Linked DNA regions of Homo sapiens: regions 1 and 3 are each linked to region 2. A link is an interaction called in ENCODE POLR2A ChIA-PET data of the cell type or tissue named here. Cell type or tissue: MCF 10A. All regions are shown on one strand.

What was found. ChIA-PET counts read pairs that join two places held together with the same protein. Peaks named below come from ENCODE experiments on the same cell type or tissue, not always from the same donor. Only the 100,000 strongest peaks of a DNase experiment are listed, where the experiment ranks them.
Region 1: POLR2A ChIA-PET joins it to region 2 with 109 read pairs; 8 of 35 experiments call an interaction of 5 or more read pairs at or near these places.
Region 3: POLR2A ChIA-PET joins it to region 2 with 11 read pairs; 13 of 35 experiments call an interaction of 5 or more read pairs at or near these places.

Annotation. Positions count from the first base shown.
Region 1 is chr1:8,073,419-8,081,418 of GRCh38, reverse strand. The region is part of intron 2 of ERRFI1-DT (ERRFI1 divergent transcript); the gene reads right to left. Among named protein-coding and RNA genes, the nearest start is that of ERRFI1-DT, 51 kb to the right of the region's middle. In MCF 10A, no CTCF peak of the experiment used is centred here; DNase peaks (open chromatin) are centred at 3,068 and 4,048.
Region 2 is chr1:8,130,457-8,138,456 of GRCh38, reverse strand. LOC107984915 (a long non-coding RNA gene) reads left to right here. Exons shown (of 3, transcript XR_001737893.1): 2 at 315-606. Among named protein-coding and RNA genes, the nearest start is that of LINC01714, 74 kb to the left of the region's middle. In MCF 10A, no CTCF peak of the experiment used is centred here; DNase peaks (open chromatin) are centred at 516, 4,256, 4,586 and 5,056.
Region 3 is chr1:8,199,831-8,207,830 of GRCh38, reverse strand. It overlaps the pseudogene RNU1-7P. Among named protein-coding and RNA genes, the nearest start is that of LINC01714, 4.8 kb to the left of the region's middle. In MCF 10A, no CTCF peak of the experiment used is centred here; DNase peaks (open chromatin) are centred at 3,190, 5,080 and 5,490.

The DNA.
Region 1 (8,000 bases), 57 kb after region 2:
TGACATTTGAAGTTCAAAACTCCCTGACTCTCGTTTCCGAATATAAAATCAAAATATGGACCTTGCAAGGTGCTGTGAGGATTATGCAATGTTTCTGAGTACACACAAATAACTTACACATGATATATACACAAAAATGTTTCATCCTCTCCCGTGTTCTAAACAGCACTGTGGCCCTTCTATGAACCATCTCCCAGCTTCTTGCTTTTCCTCCAGAGCCTGGTGCTACCCCATTACTTAGGAGACCATGGCCTCACTCCAAGAACATATCTGAGCCCCATTTTGTGGATCAAGGCTTCAAATCTCAAATTCCCTCATTCCCACCTATAAATGTACCTACATAGCCATCAGCCCTTTCTTCTCAGAGGATCAGTGTTTCTGATTCCAAGACGTACATTTTCCCCACTTGCTCTTATTTCTTTGAGTCGTCTCTCTCCATTGCTCTTTCTCTTTGCCTATGAATGAACTCAAGTGTTCTCCACCTGAAGAAAAACCTTTGCGTCTTACCAACCTCTCTAAATCACTATGTTCCGTCTCTCCTTCCCTGCTACCATCTGGGGCTAATTTTACCTTCTGCATTGTTCTTGAATCCATCTGCTTCTCTTCACCTTCATTCCCAGGATCCCGGTTCAGGCTATCACTATCACCTGAACTCTTCTACTTTATTCCAAAATGCAAATGTTACACCATCTAACATTAGTGGTTACCTAATTATTCTTAGACCCAAATCCTTATGAAAGAGAAGACCCAGCATGGCCTCCTGCCACGATCACTTTTCTCACTGGCTCCACATTCACAAGGCTCAGCACCTGCTCTCCCTGTGACCTGGACTCTTCTGATCTCCGTCCCCCACCCCCACACCACCCCCCGACCACATCGTTCCTATTCACCCCTCGGGGCTGTGCTTACAGCCTCAGGGAGCCTTCTTTGACCCACAGATCATGGCATGCTCCTGTGCTATGCACCATGTTTCTCCCTGCGAAGTCTGACCCAGTTTGTGAGGATGTGCTTCCTTTGGGATCATTATTTCATCAATGCCTCTCTCTCCCACGAGACCCTAACATCTATGAGTGCAAAACCAAAGTCATCTTTGCCCACATTTATGTCTACAACAGATGTCACAGTGTCTGGCCCTTCTTAGGAACTCAGCAAACATTCACTCTTGTCAAATGTTAACCTCCAAGAAAGCAAAGTCTAGACTAGCTGTCCCTACTCCCTAATTCCCATCCTCTGCTTATCACTAATAACCTTCTAAAGGTCAACCTGGTGTGTTCTTTGAGTCCTATCCAACTTGAAGACACCATTCCCCCGGCTCCCCTCTTCTTACTCTTTCAATTCTGACTGCCCCCAACAAGTCTGCCCCAAGTCCTGACCTTCTTGCTCTTATCTTCTCATTCTATGACACCAATTTCTTTTTTTTCTTATTTTTTTGAGATGGAGTCTTGCTCTGTCGCCCAGGCTGGAATGCAGTGGCACAATCTCGGCTCACTACAAGCTCCACCTCCCGGGTTCACGCCATTCTCCTGCCTCAGCCTCCTGAGTAGCTGGGACTACAGGCCCCCGCCACCATGCCTGGCTAATTTTTTTGTATTTTTAGTAGAGACGGGGTTTCACCATGTTAGCCAGGATGGTCTCGATCTCCTGACCTCGTGATCCGCCCGCCTCGGCCTCCCAAAGTGCTGGGATTACAGGCGTGAGCCACCGCGCCTGGCCAATTCTATGACACCAATTTCTTAACCTTTGGAAACCACTAAGAATCTGATCACAAGTTAAGGATGCGCTCTATCATAGCACGCCAAATGGAAATGCACAGAAAATATTGCCTTTTTTCCCCCTCAGGCTGTTGTCGCCCTTTTGCCCAGGCTGGAGTGCAGTGGTGCGATGTTTACTCATTAGAACCTCCATCTCTTGAGTTCAAGCGATTCTCGTGCCTCAGCCTCCCAAGTAGCTGGGATTACAGGTGCACACCACTACACCCGGCTAATTTTTGTATTTTTAGTAGAGATGGGGTTTCACCATGTCGGCCAGGCTGGTCTCAAAGTCCCGACCTCAGGTGATCCACCCACCTCACCCTCCCAAAGTGCTGGGATTATAGGCATGAGCCACTGGGCCCAGCTGCTTCTAATTGCTGGTGGTTATGGAGCCCTGGACACCAGTCACCTAGGCCACAGCAGAGTCTAGTGAAGGACCTAACTGACTTGCACCATCACCCAGGCTGGTGCAGTGGCACGATCTTGGCTCACTGCAGCCTGCGCCTCTCAACCATCACCCCCTTTAAGCTGCCACCTTTGTCTGCTAAATCTTCATTTCTGCGCTGACGTCTCTTGAGCTCAAGGCCTGATTTCCCATGCAAATTTGCTCTCTCTTCCTAGATGTCTCACAAGCACTGTCAACAAAGAAACTTATTTATTTCCCCAAAGTTGCTGTTTTTACACTGTCTCTAGCTTGAGCTGTTGCCCCGAGCTCGGTAGCTGCTTTTAAAGAGGTCATCTTATTCAACCATGGAACCTCTATAAAGTCATCCAGGATCCTTCCCACAATGGAAAAACTTTATTTGCTCAATCTAATTTTCACATAGTTTTTCAAAATGCACTCAACATCTTTCCTGAGAACAAACCAATTCCAGAACAAAATAATTAATAACACTGACACACGTTGAAGAAAGGAACAAGGAAATCATTTGAACAGCTCCCCTCTCACCCTGCTCCAACCTTCCCACCACCAGGAACGGATGAAATGTGCTAAGGGACCAGTGAAGAAGCTGACGGTGTCCTCAGGATGAAATAGAGAGGGAAAGAAATGCTATTCATTCCACAAACATTCCAACCCCAGGAAGGCCCTCCTCCTGCATCTAGCCACGGTAATATCCCAATTATTCTCCAGAACAGCAACCAGGCTGGTTGGCCTCCTCTCCGACCTCATATTCTGTCAAACTAACACCCAGCTCTGTTCTAGTCATTCTACCAACCTGCCATTCTTTCCCCTTCTGTTCTGAGTTTTCAAATTCTTCCTTGCGGCCCAGAACAAATGACTCATAGATGGGGAGTGTGTCACCGCCAACTGCCCCTCTCTATTTAAAAACAGAGCTCAAGTTCTACCTTTTCAACAACACCTTCCCCAATTCAGTGATGTCAGCAAATGCTTACCAGGCAGTATTATGTGTGCTGTGTCCTGTGTGGAGCCTGAATGTACTAGAATAGAGAGGAGATCAAAAGATAAAAATAACATGGCCTCTGGCGTCAAGGTATTTCCAGTCCAGCAGAACGATTTTCTTTTTTAAAATAATAAAACAAAGTAAAGCTCTAGGCTGATAAAGACACAGGCTAATGTTACAGTACAAGCTGAGGCAAAAAGTAATGTGTACTTTCTCTGAAACTGCATTTTATTTGTACTCCTGTGATTTTATGATTCTCCTACAGTAATCTATATCCACAGCTGATTTGGAAACTTCCGGAGGGCAGGAACTGTATTTTACCTGTCTCTAGTGAAGCTTCAGGAATAAGCCTTAGAGAGGAAGAAAGCTACAGCAGAGAGCCCAGGGAGAGAGGCCAGAGGTCATCCTACCATGATCCTACCACGGAACCAGTTTTTCTAAAGGCAGTTCCCCTCATCCTTATCACAAAAAAGCAGCAAATCATAACGAAGCCGCAAATTAACCAGAACCTTTCTTCTTCAAGGAATGAATCATTTACACACCAAAGGATATGAAGTGGAGTTTTGTCCAATGACATATTCAATTGCCTTGGTCTCCTAGAACTCTAATTTGATGTTGAGATTAAATACATCTTCCAAGATCCTTGAGTGGCAATTGAGAAATACAATTTAAGAAAAATGAATAAAAGTATCTACCTCTAAACCCCACCTTTTCTAGCCCATTAAGGTGATGGTGATTTCAGGTCAAGAGCAAGGCCGTCGAGGTGAAGCTAAAAAGACGTGGCTGGGCTGCAGGGCCGCAGGGCTGTGGTGTCTAGCCAGCTGTTACAGTAGGTGGTTCACGGACAGCTGTGAGTCACACTGACTGAAGTGGCAGCTCTTGACCAGTACTGTAGGCGCTAAGATCCGGTATTTGCTCTTAGACCGTGGGAGCAAAGACTAACAAGGAAAATACAACAGAACAGCTGGGAAATAAATTCCCTTCTGGCCTGCACAAAAAGGGCCCCTGCCAAGTCATTTTCCATCCTGGAGCCAGGGGAGGTCTAGGAAGGATATGTGCTTTTCTGTCCTTCAAATCCTTTGGCCTTCCCTCCAGTCTCACTTATCACTTCCCACCCCCTCCCCCAACCCCTGCTAAAAATGATACTAGGCTTTGACTCTGTTTCGTAACACAAAGCTTGACAAAAATATATGAGTGGACAAGCAACTTTTAAAACGTCATTTTAGCATATTTTTCTTTTTTCTTTTTTGAGACGGAGTCTTGCTCTATCGCCCAGGCTAGAGTGCAATGGCACGATCTCGGCTCACTGCAACCTCCGCCTTCCCTCGTGCAGAGGGAAGGGGTTCCGAGTGGATCTCCCAGTTCGTGGTGAGATGCAGTTGGTTTTATAGATGAACTTGAGAAGGTGGTGTCTGATTTACACAGGGCACAAAGGATTGGTGGGACCAGGTGAGCCATTCACATAGCATGCAAAGAAGCTGGCCACCCCACCCTAATCTCTCTTTTTTTTTTTTTTTTTTGAGACAGAGTCTTGCTCTGTCACCCAGGCTGGAATTCAGTGGCATGATCTTGGCTCACTGCAACCTCTGCCTCCCAGGTTCAAGTGATTCTTCTGCCTCAGCCTCCCGAGTTGCTGGGATTACAGGCATGCACCACCATGCCCAGCTAATTCTGTATTTTTAGTAGAGACAGAGTTTCACCATTTTGGCCAGGCTGGTCTCGAACTCCTGAACTCAGGTAATCCACCCGCTTCAGCCTCCCAAACTACTGAGATTATAGGTATGAGCCACCACGCCCAGCCCCTAGTCTCTTATCATGCAGGTGGGGTCTCTATCTGGCCAGCACCATGTAGCCTGCTTCTTTACTACACACGTGGCAACAAAGGAAAGGGGAGAGAGCCTCTGTGTTGAACATACCTGGCTTCCAGGAAGCCCTTTTCTATTGGCACAGCTGCTGGCATTTACCTATGCAAGCTTCCAGCTTGCTTGTCTATGTTTGCAGCTTGATTTTTCAGGCTGCTTTGTATTAGAAAAGAAATTATTTGTGGGCTGCTTTTTATTAAAAGGACTGAGGACTCTCTTACCCTCACTATCTGCCTAAGTAATTTCTTTTTAACACCTGTATCAATCTCTCTATCTCCTTATCCAGATTCAGGAAAGGTGAACTCACAGGAAAAGGAGACTAAAGTTCTGATAGAGGAACTTTTACCATAGGCTACCAGCCATTCTTTCCAGGGATGATGTGTGCAAGACTCATCTGCATAACAAGACAGCCTTTGCTCACCCATGCCTTTCCTCCTGGCGGCCCCCGTGACGTGTCACCACCTCCCACCTGGAGCTCCAGGCATCTAGTCCTCTCTGTAGGGTATAAAAACTGCAGTCATCTGGCCCTTCTTTGAGTCTCATATTTGTGTGGCTCCCTGTGCATGTGCACAGAATAAATGTGTGTGCCTTTGTCCTGTTAGCCCTCTATTGAGAGTTCGTTTTGTAGACTCAAATGAGCAAACCTTCAAAAATGGGGAAAGGAAATTCCCTTTGCTCCTACACCCTTCTCTTGGTTTCAAGAGAGCCATGAATAGCTTCACCAGGGAACTGTCAGTTCTCTTAGGAAACCACCCAGATTCCAGCTACAACCTTGTAGGATCAGAGTAAACCAGCCTTCAGAAGAATGCATGCCTCGGCCGGGCGCGGTGGCTCATGTCTGCAATCCTAGCACTTTAGGAGGCCGAGGAGGCGGATCACCTGAGGTCAGGAGATCAAGACCAGCCTGGCCAACATGGCAAAACCCTGTCTCTACTAAAAATACAAAAAATTTAGCCAATACAAAAAAAATTAGCCGAGAGTGGTGGTACATGCCTGTAATCCCAGCTACTCGGGAGGCTGAGGCAGGAGAATTGCTTGAACCCGGGGGGCAGAGGTTGCAGCGAGCCGAGATCACGCCACTGCACTCCAGCCTGTGGGATAGAGTAAGACACTGTCCGCCCCCACCCAAAAAAAGAAGAATGCATGCCGCTTAGGACCTCCAGTTTAGCATTCAATGCTTGGTTAAGAGTAACTTTTTGACCCAGGCAGTATTTTTCTTTAAGTGAGCTCAGTGATAAATGCATTTTCTGGATACAATATCTGGCAACATATCTTACTTTATTAACGTTAGTTTTGGGGGCACACACACTTTTTCAGTTTCAGTAGCACTTTGTCTGAGCTGGTTCTTCCTATGAGATGTTATCAACAACATGTACTGGGGTATTCCTATGTAAAGAATACTATTCTAGTGGGGAATATGCAAAACTCATAATCAAGTTGGGGGAACGTATACAAACAATTTATGCATATACATAAATAATGAACACACACTCTCTCACTCTTTGTTGTTGCTGTTGTTGTTGTTGTTTTTGAGACTGAGTCTTGCTCTGTTGCCCAGGCTGGAGCGCAGTGGCGCAATCTCAGCTCACTGGAACCCCCACCCGCCAGGTTCAAGCTATTCTCCTGCCCCAGCCTCCCAAGTACCTGGGACTACAGGCGTGGGCCACCACACCCAGCTAATTATTGTATTTTTAGTAGAGACAGGGTTTTGCCATGTTGGCCAGGCTGGTCTCAAACTCCTGACCTCAGGTGATCCACCCACCTTGGTGCCTTGGCCTCCCAAAGTGCTGGGATTACAGGCATGAGCCACTGCACCCAGCTTTTTTTTTTTTTTTTTTTAAAGACAGGGTCTCATTATGTTGTCCAGGCTGGCCTCAAATTCCCACGCTCAAGCGATCCTCCCATCTTAACTTCCTAAGTATGAACACACTTTTTTTTTTTTTTTGAGATGGAGCCTCGCTCTGTCTCCCAGGCTGGAGTGCAGCGGCGCAACCTCGGCTCACTGCAACCTCCGCCTCCCGGGTTCCAGCGATTCTAGCAATTCTCCCACCTCAGCTTCCTGAGTAGCTGGGATTACAGGCACGTGCCCCATGCCTGGCTAATTTTTTGTTTTGTTTTGTTTTGTTTCAGTAGAGATGGGGTTTCACTATGTTGGCCAGTCTGGTCTCGAACTCCTGACCTGAAGTGATCCACCCTCCTCAGCCTCCCAGAGTCCTGTGATTACAGGCGTAAGCCACCATGCCCGGCCAGACACACTCTTTTGATTATTTTTTTCCAGTTAGATCTGATCTGCTGGTAGCTTTCAGCATCACCCTAGCCCTTTAGCTTTCTTCACTTTAGACATACCAAAATAAAGATTAGGACATTGAGACAGGCAGAGTAGTGTAAAGCTACAGAAAGGAAAATATGAAATTAATAATATCTCACTTATCCAAGAATCACATATGTAATTATCTTAGCTAATTGGAACTCTGTTGAGAAAAAGGGAAAGAAAATACAAAAAGATATTTTGGTAGTCAACTTAGAAGTGACAAAGCTAATGCACCAGATATTACATACACAGAGAGGCAGACACAGGAGAATAAGTGATCATTGTTCAGAAGAGAAATGAAAGTTTTTTATTTAAAAAATAGTACATTGGCTGGATGCAGTAGCTCACGCCTGTAATCTCAGCCCTTTGGGAGGCCGAGGTGGGTGGATCACTTGAGGTCAGGAGTTCAAGAACAGCCTGGCCAACATGGTGTAACCCCATCTCTACTAAAAAAACAAAAATTAGTCGGGCGTGGTGGCACGTGCCTGTGATCTCAGCTCCTTGGGAGGCTGAGGCAGGAGAATCACTTGAACCTGGGAGAAGGAGGTTGCAGTAAGCCAAGATCACGCCAATGCACTCCAGCCTGGGTGACAGAGCAAGACTCTGTGTCAAAACAAAAACAAACAAACAAAAAACAATAGTACATGGACTCAAAAAGCTTATTCATGCAGAG
Region 2 (8,000 bases):
TCGATGGCCTTTCTTTTCGTCATCAGTGTTCCTTAAGTTTCCTTTCATCAGAGATTCATTATGGGTGTACATTTATAAATGAAAACGAATTTCAGGTGTCCATGAGCTTCCGTAGGGGTCAGCTATGGACCGGCAACCTGAGGACAGCTGTAAGGACTCCGGGCTGAGCACCTCTCTGAGACTCCCAAGGTGTTTAATTATTTTTAACAAACAGAAATGGAAGCAGACACTTTTCTGCCTCTAATGATATGACCACTCTGGCCCAGCATGACAAACTTCATTTCCTCCCAAATCCCTTTTTGCTGATCTCTCAGATCCCCAGTTGGAGGAACCATCCTTTACAGCTGACTGACTCACCAGTCCCTAATGCTGGTCAGATGTCCTGAACAAGGAAAGCCGTGATTTCTGCGACCAGAGAGAATCGGTCAGTCACGGTGTCCCTCAGCCAAAATGAACTCAGCCTATTGTCTCCGGAGAGCTGGTAAATCGGCAGCTGAAGAAACATACAGTTCTGTGTTTCAAAATGCAAAAGACCACATTTCCCTGACCTCGGGTGCTCGCTGACACATTCCCAACCAATGACTATAAATCTGCTCCTGGATTGTGGTAAGTTGAGAAATTAAACACAAATATCCCATCTGATAACCTTCCTCTGGCCTTTCACAGTGTTGTTTATAGAACTGAATTTTAGAAAATGAATTCCTTTATCCTCAAGGTTTTAGGGCTTTTTTCTTCTAAGCCCAGAAACTGTAAACGTTTTCATGATACAAGAAAGCTGGCGCTTCTCCTTCTACTTAAATTACAGACACTCGTCTGAGTTGCCTGCTGCTGTGGATTTTTGTTGGGTTTCAGTTGCTTTCTAGCCATTCTTCCATCCTTAGAGCATCTGAATTTCCTTTTATGAATTTCCCTCATCCCCTTTGAGGGAATCCGATGAAATCTCAAATCCAAGCACCTGCCTCCCAGCAAGAATGCGGAGCTGCTAGCTTTCTGGAACTACATGATTTCCACCCCTTTTTTTCTTTTTTTTTTTTGAGACGGAGTCTCACTCTGTCACCCAGGCTGGAGTGCAGTGGCCTGATCTCCGCTCCCTGCAAGCTCCGCCTCCCGGGTTCACGCCGTTCTCCTGCCTCAACCTCCCGAGTAGCTGGTACTACAGGTGCCCGCCACCATGCCCAGCTAATTTTTTTTTTACTTTTTTAGTAGAGACGGAGTTTCACCATGTTAGCCAGGATGGTCTCAATCTCCTGACCTCGTGATCTGCCCACCTCGGCCTCCCAAAGTGTTGGGATTACAGGTGTGGGTCACCGCGCCTGGCCAATTTCCGCCCCTTTTCAAACTCAGTGCCTCAACCTCACATCTGTTGGATGAGTCCAAGAGACCCTTCTAGTACATTCCCTTTTGCTTCCATTACACTCTAACTGGTGAGCCTAGTGCATAGGAGAGGCGCCTGTCCCTGTCAGCCTTGATCTGGCTTCCTGAGAGCTCTGTCTTATCTCTAACACATATTCTTCTGTCAAAACACAAGTGGAACGGCAGATTGGGGTTTTGAAATCACACTTGGTGGAGCTCTGGCCTGTAGATGTGTTCTCACCAATCCATGAGGTCTTTTCAAAAATATCATCATTGTTTTATTATTTATTTATTTATTTTTGAGACAGGGTCTCACTCTGTCACCCAGTCTAGAGTGTAGTGGGGGTGATCCTAGGTCACTGCAGCCTCGACCTCCTGGACCTCAAGTGATCCTCCCACTTCAGCCTCCTGAGTAGCTGGGACTACAGGTGCACACCACCATACCTGGCTAATTTTTGTATTTTTTGTAGAGACAGGGTTTCACATGTTGCCCAGGCTGGTCTCGAACTCCTGGGCTCAAGCAGTGCTCTCGCCTCAGCCTCCCAAAGTGCTGGGATTACAGGCGTGAGCCACCTGGCCTTCAGTGAAAATCTTAAAGGATTAATGTAAAAATCACATGGTGGGATCATGATCCTCCCATCAAGCTCTGTATCAAACATTCATCCTAAAGCTCATCAGTTCAGAGCTGGAGAGTAAACAACTTCAGAGAAAGAGGCTTTCCAAAACAGTGGGAATTTCGGCAGAGATGGAGCTTGGGGAAACTGAGGCACTCAGTCTGACTTCTCTTCCCTGATGAGGATGTGGGCTTGCTGAAGCTGAGTTTGGTTCAAGAAAGAGGAGAGTTCAATGTTGATAAAAATTATCTTGAACAAAAGTCACAGATTGCTAGAGCAAGTTCTTCTTGAACTGTGACAATAAGACCAGGCTAAACAAGCTAAAGGACATAGCAAAACGCATGGACAATGTTAATCGGCCGCATTAGGGAATCCATGGAGAGGCCACCGTGGGTCTCTAGAAGCTACACTGAAATGTGTTTCATCTGCTTCCACCCTGGTGAGAGGGGTCCCACTTCCATAAGTTTCCATGTCCTTTGTTAAACAGAGAACCTAGAGTTGTCGTACAGGGTGGGGAGAGATGTGGTTCCTTCCCACTGGACATTCATCCAACTGAAACACTACAGTTGGTATCTAAAGTGAGACAGGCACTACCAGGCGTGGAAGATTCATCAAGCCGAAAGAAGAAACACTGAGCTAGCTATTTCCAAGGTGGATACAGAGCCAATTGTAACAATGGAATTTATGCAGTTTCCCTACCTGGGACAATTCACACACAGTGGTTAAGGAAGCTCAGTAAAGTCCAGGTAGCCCACTGACTGTTCCCTGGCTTCTCCCAGCCACCTATGACCTGGACAAGACTTGGAACCCAAAGGGAGTTAAAAAACTAAGAACCTCAGGCTGGGCGCAGTGGTCCCAGCACTTTGGGAAGCCAAGGAGGGCTGATCACTTGAGCTGAAGAGCTGGAGAGCAGCCTGGCCAACATGGTGAAACCCCGTCTCTAAAAAAAACTACAAAAATGAACTGGGCATGTTGGCGCAATCCTGTAATCTCAGCTACTCAGGTAGCTTAGGCGGGAGGACCACCTGACCCCAGGAGGCAGAGGTTGTAGTGAGCTAAGACCATGCCACTGCACTTCAGCCTGGGCAATAGAGCGAGACCCTGTCTCAAAACAAACAAAACAAAAAGCTAACAAAACAAAACAGCAAAAACAAAACCTTGAACCTTATCAAGCCTCGAGAGCCAACCACCATTATACCAGGAGCATAGAACTGGCCAGATTCGGATATGGGGAATTTCTGCAGGGCAAACGGCCCAGGTACATCAAGAAACAATGTCATGGGAAAAGATGGAGCAGGAAGTGTGGCAGATTAAAAGAGACGGAACAGTCAGCGGCAACCTTGGTGTTTTGTTTGTTTCCGAATCTGTACAAACCAACAGTAAAAATCCATGATTGAGAAAGCAGGGAAATGGGAAAGCAGACAGGGCCTGAAAGGGTGGTGGTGGCTTGGACCACGTCATTGTGGTGAAGCTGGAGCTAGATTCCTCCACATCCCTTTCTCTGTGGAGTTCTGGGTGAAGAGGTGGCCCAAAGAGGCACTGTCGTGGGATTCGGGAGGCTGCGTGAAGCATCAGCCGTGACTCTCCAAAGTTCTTAGACTTGATGCATGACAGACACACACACAGGTATCAACGAAGTCCAGCTTGTCCCCACTCTCCTGTCCCCATCCACTTCTCCCCGACCACCAACTCTGCTGACCAGCAACGGCCCTGAGCCAGCCTCCAGATGCTTGCCTGGGGTCCACTCTGGCTGGAGCAGTTCTTATTAAAGGGTTTTTGTTCATTGCATTAGCTTCATCGCAGTATTGCATTACACTGGGGGCAAGACATTCTCTGTGGTAGGTACACACTGAAGCATTTATGGGTGAAATTATGTTATTTCTAGGGTTTGCTTAAAATACTTCAAAACGAAAGAGGCTGGAGCGTGGAGACTAAACAAAACAACATTGAAAAATGGTAACGATTGTTAGAGTTGGAAGATGGGCTCATTGTTCTATTTGCTCTGTTTCTGGTATGTTCGAAAATGTTCATGATTTCAAATTACGGAGTCGGGGGAGCTAAGGAAATGGAACAGAACCTGAAGATCCCCCACCCCCTCCTCCACTCCAGACTAGCACTAGGCAAAGTTGCAGGCAAAATTGCATAACTGGAAAATTCTTCAATTCTTCTTGAGGATGTGGGTTAAGGGAGGGAGGAAAAACTTAGAGCGGCAAGAGGCTGATGAATAGACACACACCACAGAAGAAAAAAGAAAACCAATTAAATCTTACTATTACTTTTAACTGTGAGTAATACGCTTGGACATGTGTGAGCTGGTCTTGTTGTTCTTACAAACAAGGCTAAAAAAAACCTATGACCTTGGAATTCTCAGATTCGTGCAGGCTGTTGAGTTATTTTAAGTGGTGTTCAGAGGACAGGGTTTCTGACCTAAGAATGTACTTTTCCAAAGGTACCTTCTAACTTGGAATTTTAAATATTAATTGAGATATAAAACTTCTTTTTAGGAAAAATGTAAAAATCTCCATGAGCTCAGCCATTGTTTTGGTTAGGAGAGAAGATGACCGTGTAGGATGGGGGCCAACCCAAACAGAAGGGTGGAGAATGGCAACAGGCCCACAGTTCTGTTCACAAATGTTCTTCTCCAGGGCTGAGCTTCTTGGAAAGGGGTTTATTTTATTTCACTCTATCCCTGCTCCACAGTTGGGTCATTTTAGGATCTCAGCTGGTGGCCACAGCTTTTAAGGCTTCTGAGTCATACTCCTTTTTTTTTTTAAGAGGTTATTTAAAAGTTTTTCAAAGTAGGGAGATATTATATGGAAAATATTAAGCAGAAGAAAATATTTTGTATTGGAAAAAATAAATGATCGGTGTTCATAAAAGTGTGTAGTCAGTAAATCAGAAAAACTGTGAACCCGTTAGAGAAACAAACTTTGAGGGAAAATACTGCATATGGTTTTAAAAGATGCAAAAGCTGATCCTGGCACCCAGTCTCAGGAGGAGAACAGAGGGAGGAAGTCAGAAATGCAGATGATCTGTGGGGAGGTGCGGGTGCCCAGGGCAAGAGAGAGGGAGGAGGATGGAGACTCCAGGGCGTGGAAGAGGAGATATGCAAAATGCCGAACCCTAGAGGGGTGCCAGCTCAGTCACCCTCAAGGCAGACTGGCCCAGGTTCCCACACCTCCTTGTCCCACAGTCAAGTCCAATAAAATGGCAGGGGTGGCGGGGGGAGGGGGGAGTAGAGACACAGAGCCCTCTGTGATGTTCACTTGCTGATGGTTTTCCCTGAGAAGGGACTCAGAATACGCCATCCCCAGGCCGGGTGCAGTGGCTCTCAGCACTTTGAGAAGCTGAGGTGGGCAGATCACTTGAGTCCAGGAGTTCGAGACCAGCCTGGGCAACACAGTGAGATCCCATCTCTATATAATAAATATTAAAAATAAAAAAAATTTTTAATTTAAAAAATTAAAATGAATTTAAAAGAAAATTTTAAAAGATAGGATGCTCATTGCAACCTCCACCTTTTAAGCTCAAGCTATCCTCCCACCTTAGCCTTCCAAGGAGCTGGGACTGCAGGCGCGTGCCACCACACTTTGGCGTTAAGGATTATTCTGAGCTGGAGGCACTTGAGAATCGACAAGCAAGTACAGTTCTCTGCCCTCCCCTTCACTGCCTGAAAGCCAGGCATCAATTTCCCCCGTAAAGGTGTCCCTGCACCCCCATCAGAGGACGAGAAGAGCACTCATCCCCAGAGGCGGTTGGCTCCAAGATGAGTCTACATGAAGAGACCCTTACTGAAATAACGCCTGACTCCCCATTCGTCCCCATACGCTTCTTAGTCACTTTCCTACGATCCGTTGTCTCTCCAAGCTCAAACCTGCCTTTCTTTGTTAAAATGGTATAAATTCCTGAGCCTAACCACTTCTTTGAGTTTCACTTTTTTTTTTTAAACTCTTATGCATGTAAATGTTTATAAAAATTGTGTGCTTTGTCTCCTGTTAACCTGTTTTTTTTTTTTTTTTTTTTTGCTCTTTTATTTTATTTCATTTTTTTGAGACAGGGTCTCGCTCTGTCATCCAGACAGAGTGCAGTGGTTCTATCTTGGCTCATTGCAACCTCCGCCTCTTAAGCTCAAGCTATCCTCCCACCTCAGTCTTCCGAGTAGCTGGCACTGCAGGCGTGTGCCACCATACCTGGCTAATTTTTGTATATTTTGTAGAGATGGGGTCTTACCATGTTGCCCAGGCTGGTCTCGAACTCCTAGGCTCAAATGATCCTCCTACCTCTGCCTCCCAAAATGCTAGGATTACAGGTGTGAGCCACTGTGCCAGGCCTGTCTTTTGGTAGTTTAATTCGCAGACCCCTAATCATATAACATAGGAGGGTAGAGGCAACGTTTTTCCTCCCTGACACCTGCATTCAAGGGTTAATTAAATGCACAAAATGGGGACCTCTAGACTAATTGCCAGACCCCATAAAAATAATTCACCTGAGGCCTTTCAGATCCTTGAGGCCACCCATGACCTATAGATAAATTACTAACCCAGGCCCTCCCCATGCCCAACAGAAAGCCCAGTGTCAGGTAGACCTGTTTATATTTTGACACATTTTAGCAACTGCAATACAGGCTTTAGCATTCTTGTATACCTTAGTGTTTTTTATAGACAGCTTTATTGAGACATCGAATAAAACAAACATAAACACTTAACGGTGAGTAGATACTTTTGACATATGAATTCACCCCTAAAACTATTTGCCACCATCAAGTCGGTGAACATACCCATCACCCTCGTAGTTTCCTCGTGGCCCTTTGATACCATAGTATTTTCATGTGTCAAAACAGCAGTGTGGGCCGGGCAGGTGGCTCACGCCTGTAATCCCAACACTTTGGGAGGCCAAGGTGGGCAGATTACCTGAGGTTAGGAATTCAAGACCAGCCTGGCCAACACGGTGAAACCCCATCTCTACTAAAAATACAAAAATTAGCTGGGTGTGGTGGCTCACGCCTGTAATCCCAGCTACTCAGGAGGCTGAGGCATGAGAATCGCTTGAATCCGGGAGGCAGAGTTTGCAGTGAGCTGAGATTGCACCACTGCACTCCAGCCTGGGTGATAGAGTGAGACTCTGTCTCAAAAAACAACCACCACAATGAAAAAACAGCAGTGTGTTTGTGAGTATAGCACCATTCTTTTAGACTACAGTGGGCAATTGGCTTAGATTTCTGGCTCTCTTCTCAATCCCTTTCCCCACTCCTGTCCCAAGCCCCCCAGCCGTCATCATCACTTTCCTCCTGCTATTCCCTACCAAATCCTCTTGCCCCCACCCCAAAACCAAAGCCCCTCACTCAAAGGGGGACAGTGGAACCACTCTGTGTGTTTCGAGGGTCACAAAGCTGCTAGTCAGGGCCCCGGGGGTGCCCTGGAGATAAAGGAAGCAGCTAAGCCAAGATAAGCTAAGCTCCAAGAAATGCTCTGGGATGTGTTATAGATGTTTAGTTTTGATCTTTCTATTCTCCATTTCATGAATTTGAAAAGTTTTCAATAAAATGTCCCTTTTTTTTTTTTTTTTTTTTTTGAGACAGGATCTTGCTCTGTCACCCAGGCTGGAGTGCAGTGGTGTGATCTTGGCTCACTGCAACCTCTGCCTCCTGGGTTCAAGCAATTCTCCTGTCTCAGCCTCCCGAGTAGCTGGGATTACAGGTGCGTGCCACCATGTCTGGCTAATTTTTGTATTTTTAGTAGAGACGGGGTTTCACCATGTTGGCCAGGCTGGTCTTGAACTCCTGACCTCAAGTGATCTGCCCACCTCAGCCTCCCAAAGTGCTGGGATTACAGGCGTGAGCCACCGCACCTGGCCAAAATAGCCCCCCCTTTTTTTTGAGAGAGAGAGAGGGGGTCTTGGTTTGTCACCCAGGTGGTTGGAGTGCAGAGACGCAATCTCAGTTCACTGAAGCCTCGACCTCCCAGCTTCAAGCAATTCCCCTGCCTCGGTCTCCTGAGTAGCTGGGATTACAGGAGCACACCACCACACCTGGCT
Region 3 (8,000 bases), 69 kb before region 2:
AGGAGTTCAAGACCAGCCTGGCCAACATGGTGAAACCCCGTCTCTACTAAAAATACAAAAATTAGCCGGGCATGGTGGTGGGTGCCTGTAATCCCAGCTCCTTGGGAGGCTGAGGCAGGAGAATCGCTTGAATCCGGGAGGCGGCAGTTGCAGTGAGCAGAGATCGTGCTACTGCACTCCAGCCTGAGTGACAAGAGTGAAATTCCATCTCAAAAACAACAAACAACAAAAAACAAAAAAACAAAAACTGCTATCATTGGGGGATAAATGGAAAACATGAGATGTAATTCATCATGGCGTCCTGCATTAGCTAACATTGTGTTGACGCAGAGCCCACCTCATGCTGACAGCTGCACGAGGTTCACGCACACTGGCTCTTTTTTTTTGAGATGGAGTCTGGCTCTTGTCGCCCAGGCTGGAATGCAGCAGCACAATCTCGGCTCACTGCAGCCTCCACATTCCAGGTTCAAGTGATTCTCCTGTCTCAGCCTCTTGAGTAGCTGGGATTACAGGCACAAAACACCAAGCCCAACTAATTTTTGTATTGTTAGTAGAGATGGGGTTTCACCACGTTGGTCAGGCTGGTCTTGAACTCCTGGGTTCAAGTGGTCTGCCTGCCTCGGCCTCCCAAAGTGCTGGGATTACAGGTGTGAGCCACCGCGCCTGGCCTCACGCACACTGGCTCTTATGTTAACATTCTCCCAGAGACCACGGAAATATGTTTAGAAAAGAAAGTTACAGATTGGCAGCAGAAGTCTCTGCTTCTGGATCATTATGTTAAGTCTAAAGACAACCAGAAAAGAAACGCTGCTCTGTGTCCCCGGTCATTGTAAAAGTCCCCAGCATGGAGCTCGTCAGATGACACTGCAATCCTATGGCCTCCAGGCAAATCCTTTTCTGAACTGAAAATGTGGTCTTTGGCCCCTCAAAACCAACTCACCGAGCCTGGGGAATACGACCCACTTATAATGTCCAAGACCTTCCTCTCATCCCAAGTTTATGACAATTTCCACCCATAATCAAAATTTCCTAAACTTACTTTCTGTTTTTTTGTTTTTTTTCATTTGGTAGAGACAGAGTCTCCTTCTGTTGCCCAGGCTGATATCAAACTCCTGAGCTCAAGGGATCCTCCCACCTCAGCCTTCCAAAGTGCTGGCATTTCAGGCATAAGCTACCGGGCCTAGCCTTACTTCACTTTTCTAAGAAACAGTATTATTACCTCATTAGTCAATAACGCTTATCCGCAGGGGAGGTACCAGGATCACGAAGGTGGTTTCCCAGGGCGAGGCTCATGCCCTGCACTCTGGATATGCTGACCCCGGCCATTTCTCCAAATGTGGGAAACGCAACTGCATCATTTGTGGTAGTTAGGGACTGCAATTCACTCTCTCCCCTGGTTCTAAATAAATCTATATTTTTTAAAAAAAGAATTGATTGGCCGGCCATGGTGGCTCACACCTGTAATCCAGCACTTTGGGAGGCCGAGGCAGGCGGGTCAAAAGGTCAGGAGTTGAGACCAGCCTAGTCAATATGGTGAAACCCCAACTCTACTGAAAACACAAAAAGTAGCCAGGCATGGTGGTGGGTGCCTGTAATCCCAGCTACTCAGGAGGCTGAGGCAGGAGAATCGGCTTGAACCGAATCTGGGTTGCAGTGAGCCCAGATCGCGACACGACAGAGTGAGACTCCATCTAAAAAAAAAAAAAGAATTGATCGGTAGTTTTAAAATTGGGAATATAAACTTAGTAAACACACAGGACCGGAAATGATGTTTAGTTGTGAGATTTCAACATCATGATGCATATTTTCCATATTTAAGACGTCTTATTTGTGTCTTTGGAAAAGGATTCTGATGAAATTGAGGATGTCAACATTTCCCTCTGTTGCCCTCCAATCGGATGAACGATCCTTCATGGTAAGGGTGTGACAGAGGCTGCTTTGTCTCGTTTCATACCAGGACCCAATGCTCTGAGACGACTCACTGGGCCCCACTGGGCAGAACTGTCTTTTAGGGTAGAGAAGAGTTGGGATTTCAGAAATTCTGTTTCAGAATGTCAGCTGGGTGTGGTGGCTCACGCCTGTAATGCCAGCACTTTGGGAGGCTGAGGCTGGCCGATAGCCTGAGCTCAGGAGTTCGCGACCAACCTGGGCAACACAGTAAAATGCACCCCCATCACTACTAAAATACAAAAAAAATTAGCTGGGTTTGGCGGTGTGCACCTGTAATCCCAGCTACTTGGGAGGGCGAGGCAGGAGAATCACTTGAACCCCAGAGGCAGAGGTTGCAGTGAGCTGAGATCACGCCAATACACTCCAGCCTGGGCGACAGGAGTGAGAGTCTGTCTCAAAAAAAAAAAAGTCTGGGCACAGTGGTTCACGTCTGTAATCCCAGCACTTTGGGAGGCCGAGGTGGGTGGATCACGAGGTCAGGAGATTGAGACCATCCTGGCTAACACGGTGAAACCCCGTCTCTACTAAAAATACACAAAATTAGCCGGGCGTGGTGGCGGGCGCCTGTAATCCCAGCTACTCGAAAGGCTGAGGCAGGAGAATCGCTTGAACCCCGGAGGTGGAGGTCGCAGTGAGCTGAGATCACACCACTGCACTCCCGCCTTGGTGGTAGAGTGAGACTCCATGTCAAAAAAAAAAAAAAAAAAAGAAATTAGCCATGAAGATATTTCCTCTTTTAATCTGAGTGTTTGGCCAGAGGTCCAAGATACCTTGACAGGAAGACAGAAGACAGAAGCTTCGACTTCAGCCCTCAGGAATTTTCTCTAATTGTACAGTAGGTGCAGGAATCTGGGGGCAAATATTTGTTGGAGAGCAAGAAGCCACTTTCTTCTCATCAAAGATGTGATTGGAAAAGATCCCAGGGTTTGCTTGTTGAGAAGGAGCTAGCCAATTCTGGGATCAAAACTTCTTCCACTTTTCCCATATTCACACATTGTGGAAAAATAACTAAACCTTTGTGTCTATTGGTTTTCCCAAGTGCAAGATCATAAAAATTATTTTAACCCATTTTATAGAACCGTTGCAAGGAAAACATCACCATGAGAACCACGTGAGAAGCTCTTTACTCTTAGCTGAAAGTTTCACCAATCCTTAAGATTGCCAGGCCCCAGGGGAAGCTGTTGTGTAAAGTTTCAGCCTCCAGGCCAATCACCTGAATAGGATCTACTATCAGAGCATTCGTAAATGTCATATTTGGGGGCTCTTGTGAAATAAAAGCGAGAGGAAACCAGACCAGTGTGTCTTCATGCCAGAGCCAGAACTTTCTATAGGGTGGGGCTGAATGAGGAAGCCAAATACTTCTGTCCCCTTCCTTGGCTCACATCAGAAAGTATTTTTATTTGGTTACATACACATTTTCTTTCTTCCCTTGGTCATGAATCAGAACATTTTATAGCTAAGAGGAGTTTTAGGGATATTCTAGTTGCTTCTCATTTTACAGACAGAGCAGGTCCTGGAGCCTAGTGGTACCCTTGTTTCCTGACTCAGACGCTGGTTCAAAGAGTCGCTGAGGCCAGGCCTGGTGGCTCATGCCTGTAATCCCAGCACTTTGGGAGGCCGAGGTGGGCGGATCACCTGAGGTCAGGAGTTCGAGACCAGCCTGGTCAATATGGCGAAACCCCGTCTCTACTAAAAATACAAAAATTAGCCAAGTGTTGTAGCGCATGCCTGTAATCCCAGCTACTCAGGAGACTGAGACAGGAGAATGGCTTGAACCTGGGAGGCAGAGGTTGCAGTGAGCCGAGATCACACCACTGCACTGTAGCCTGGGCAAGAGTGAGACCCTGTCTCAAAAAACTAAACAAAACAAAACAAAGAACAAAGAGTCACTGAGCTCAACCGAAGGGCAGTCCTGAACCTCTCTGATAGTCCTTGCACACGGTACCCTCCACAGGGCATGGTGGTACAGAAGAGCTTTCCTCCTTGCACTTTGTTGAACTGTCTCTTTTTGCAGGAGGCACCTGGCTCGCCCAGGTTCAGCCCCAGGGACTGAATGCCAACAGGCTGAGCTCAGGAAGGGACCTTCAGTCTGTGGCAAAGGTGGGAAGACAACCATGATTGATAGAGTCCAGCCGCGCGCACAGCGATTTCACATTATCGCATCGCCATCTTCACGGCAATCTTTGGAAGGAGGCATCTTCTTCCCATCCTCAACCAAGGCAAATGCAGCTGAGAAGCGTGAGCAGCTCCCCAGATGTATCCAGGCTTCAAGGCCAGATTCTGAGGGTCTAGGTCCTGCCCCTCCCCTGAGGTGGTATCAGAGAAACTGCAGTCCTGGGCAGGTGACCAAGGCAAGAACTCAGCCCAGGGAGAAATCTGGGACAGATTCCTGAAACTGGAGGAGAAGTCGGAGACTCACTTGAATGAACTAAGCAAAAAGCCAACTCGTAGACCTGGGGTGCAAGGGGGTGCGGAGCTAACTGCATGCTGAGCCCAGGAGTGGCGGGCCCCAAACTCCCTGGTTCCACCTGCGCCTGCGGCGGGACGGGATGTGTGCCAGGCACCCCCAGGCTTCCTTTCAGAGAGTTCAAGCCTAGCCTCTGTTACTCGTTGACTGATGTTCCCTGTCTAAAAGCCTTCTTGACTTCTAACCCCACATTTTGGGCTGAGTCAGCTGCCTTCTAAACTCCTTTTAGCACAGAACAGCTGGTCACTGTGCCCGGTCAGCTGATGAGAGGATCAACTTCACTGGTGGTCAAGGTAGGAGCAAGGCCACTAGGCCACCTGGGGCTGAGTCCTGCCTCCCTAGAATACCAGCCCTGTGACCTGGGCGGGTTACTAAACTTCTTTGTGCCTCAGTTTCCTCATCTGTAAGACGAGGGTAATAATAGGCAATAATAGTTCCTGTCTCATAGGGTTGTTTGTAGGTTAAATGTGTTAGTTCACGTAAAAGTACCTAAAACAGTGTCTGGCACAGAGGACACGCTCAAGAATGGCTATTTACCTTTCATCTCCGCACACACCTGTCAAAGCACAGGGCAGAGCACCCTTGACAGGACCTCACCAGGACCTTATGCAGGCAGGGGACACGCTGTCTTCTGAGTCAGGTCTTTCCATTTTTGGATGGCTCTGACTAAGAGAATTCCTCCTGTGTTCCGCCAAAATCCACCTCCCACTCATTGGTCCCAGCTCTGCCAGAAGGCAAATGTCAAAAAAATAATCTTGAAAGAGAAGACATAGAATGTAAATAATAACGATAGAATCGGGTTGAGGAATGGCAGCCACCCCTGCAGCAGCTCCTCTGACGGCTCTCAGCCCAGTGCCGAGCCCAGGCTGCAAAGACCTTTGAGTTCCATTTGAAAAATACCAAGCTCTTACTTCTCTGCTTCCTTTAGAAATGCATAAAACAGCTTCTCTCACCGTTCTTTTCATACATGCTGCCAGACTGGTATGAGATTGGGGGAAAAGTCACTCCGCTTGTGCAAAGGTGACCTCGCCTGGCTCACTACGTGCCATCCAGCCTGTAATCACTGCGCATGGAGGCGGGGTGGGGGGTGCTGGCCAGGCGCACATCCCGCCTCCTGTCTACAGAGCCTTTCTGACGTCACATGTAAATTCACAACCCGTGAGTCCCTTTCCTGCTGTCCCCGGCATGGTTATTCAACACTGGGGCATACTCTGTGTTATAAGAAAAATGCAGAGAACAAGATGGATTTGATAGCTTAGCTCTTTGAATATTTCAAGTCTATATCAATTAAAACTTAGGCCTCCTGCGTCAGCTGCTTGGGGCCAGGAAGGAGTGAATGGGTCCCACGGCACTCAGGTGCAAGAATTGTCGCATTATGCTTCTAAATCAAAGGTCATCTGGCTTTGGTGTCCTGCAGGACAAGGTGGGAGGCAATGTCAGCCACTATAAGGTAGCTTTGTCCCTCCAACTCTTCATCCGAGAGACTGGAACAGAGGAAGGGGTCTCGTTTCTAGGGTACAGCAGCCACCTCCCTTTCCCTGGCCTCTCAGCTGAGCACTGCGTCGTCGTGGGCCCTGGGGGTCCCAGAGCCTCTCCAGAGTTCTCCAAGGACTTGGCCCCAGAAGACCCAGACGTCCCCCTCAAAGTCAAGCAGGCTTACAAGTGTCTGCAGCCCTCACCCTTCCCAGCAAGGGTGCTATGTGCAGTGGGGCCCTCGTTCCTTTCCCGGTGTCCCCTCCCCAAACCCCTGAACACAAGCTCTCAGCCAGACCTGCCCTCTGCCACCTCGCCAGGGGCAGTCCCATTAATCTTCCGCCAGAGGCCTAAAATAAAAAAGCTTCTTACCTCCTGACCCCAAGGGGTATGCATAAGAAGCTGAGACCTTTCAAAATCACCTCTGAGGGAGAGGGAGGGATGGGGAGAGGAAAGGCTCTGCATTTCTCAGAGGCCTGGGCAGGGCAGGACCACAGGAAAGAAACAAACACCCAGGATTCTGCTCAGGGATTCTCTGTACCCTCATCCAGTGACTGCATTCCATTCAAATTAGCGAAGCCTGTCAAGACTCTCGGAAGTCCATGTTATTATTCCACCTTTGGGTCCCGGTGACAATCAAGATTACCCTGGGCCGGGCACAGTGGCTCATACCTGTAGTCTCAACACTTTAGGAGACTGAGGTAGGAGGATTGCTTGAGCTCAGGAGTTCAAGACCAGCCTGGGTAACATGGCAAAACTCCTATCTCTACTAAAGATGCAAAAAATGAGCCGGGTCAGGTGGTGCGCACCTGTGGTCCAAGCTACTCGGGAGGCTGAGATGGGAGGATCGCTTGAGCCTGGGAGGTGGAGGTTGCAGTGAGCAGAGATGGTGCCACTGCACTCCATTTGGGGCAACATACTGAGACCCCAACTCAGGAAAAAAAAAAAAAGTTTACCCTGAGCATAACTTCCAGGCAGGCTGGTTCCAGGGGATCGAGCGACATCCCATGAAGTCAGCACTCCTGACCCCGGGGGACAGCCAGGCCCATCACCCCCGACACTCCGTCCTCTGTAATATTGGGCCGAGGCAGGTCAGCCTCGGTTCCTCACAGCTCAGAAAGAAAAAACCAGTTTGGTTGACACATTTTGTGCTTCCTGCATTTTAAATGTTAGCTAGTGCCTATGTGACATCCTCCTCCCTGTCCTTCATTCCTTGACATCAGGCAACTGAAAGAACTGGAGTCCCCCACGGGCTCCCGATCACCAGGGTGGCCTGGCCTGTCCTCCAGGAACCCCTGTTGCCTGACTCTGCAAACCCCTACCTCCTGGGGCCTCTGGGCGCAGCAGGGTCATGCTCACCTTCCCGCTCCTCTGGCCCCTTTGCTCCAGGGCCCTTTCTCCTCCCCACTCCCCGCAGGCACACATCCAAAGGTTCTGACCTTGGCCCTCCTTCCCTGGGTCGTCACCGCTCTTAGTTTACTGAGGGCCTGAACTCCCTCCTAAATCAACAAGGGATGCTGACTTACCATGTGGAAGGCCATCCTGGGTACCCGACCCTCTCTCCACCACAGAGCCCTTTCCAACCTGTCCCAGCTGCATGTTCACCAAGCTCCTGCCGGGGACCCCTCCAGACACCCTCTCCATTCCCAAGTCACGGAAGGCTCCGGGGAGACGCAGGGCCCGGCCCTCCCACCATCATAGACTCAAGCTGCTGGTGTTGGCCAATCTTTTTATTCACCTTCCATTTTCCGCCTAGCAAAATCCCCCAGCTCCTATTATGGGTGGTCTTCTGCTTGGCTTCCGAGGCTGCTGCCCACTGTCTTCCCCAGAAAACTATGCACAGGACCCAGCAATGGAGCCCTCGTTCAGCATGGGCCCTGAGCCTGCTCCATTCAGCTCAACATATTGCTGCTTCTCCATTGTCTCTTCTAACTTCCAGTCTGGGGAAGGCCAAGATCACTTCCTCTCCCACAGGCTCTGCCCTCCACTTTCTCAGACCCTTTGCTTTTTTTTGTTGTTGTTTTTTTGAGACCAAGTTTCACTCTTGTTGCCCAGGCTGGAGTGCAATGGCACGATCTTGGCTCACTGCAACCTCCGCCTCCTGGGTTCA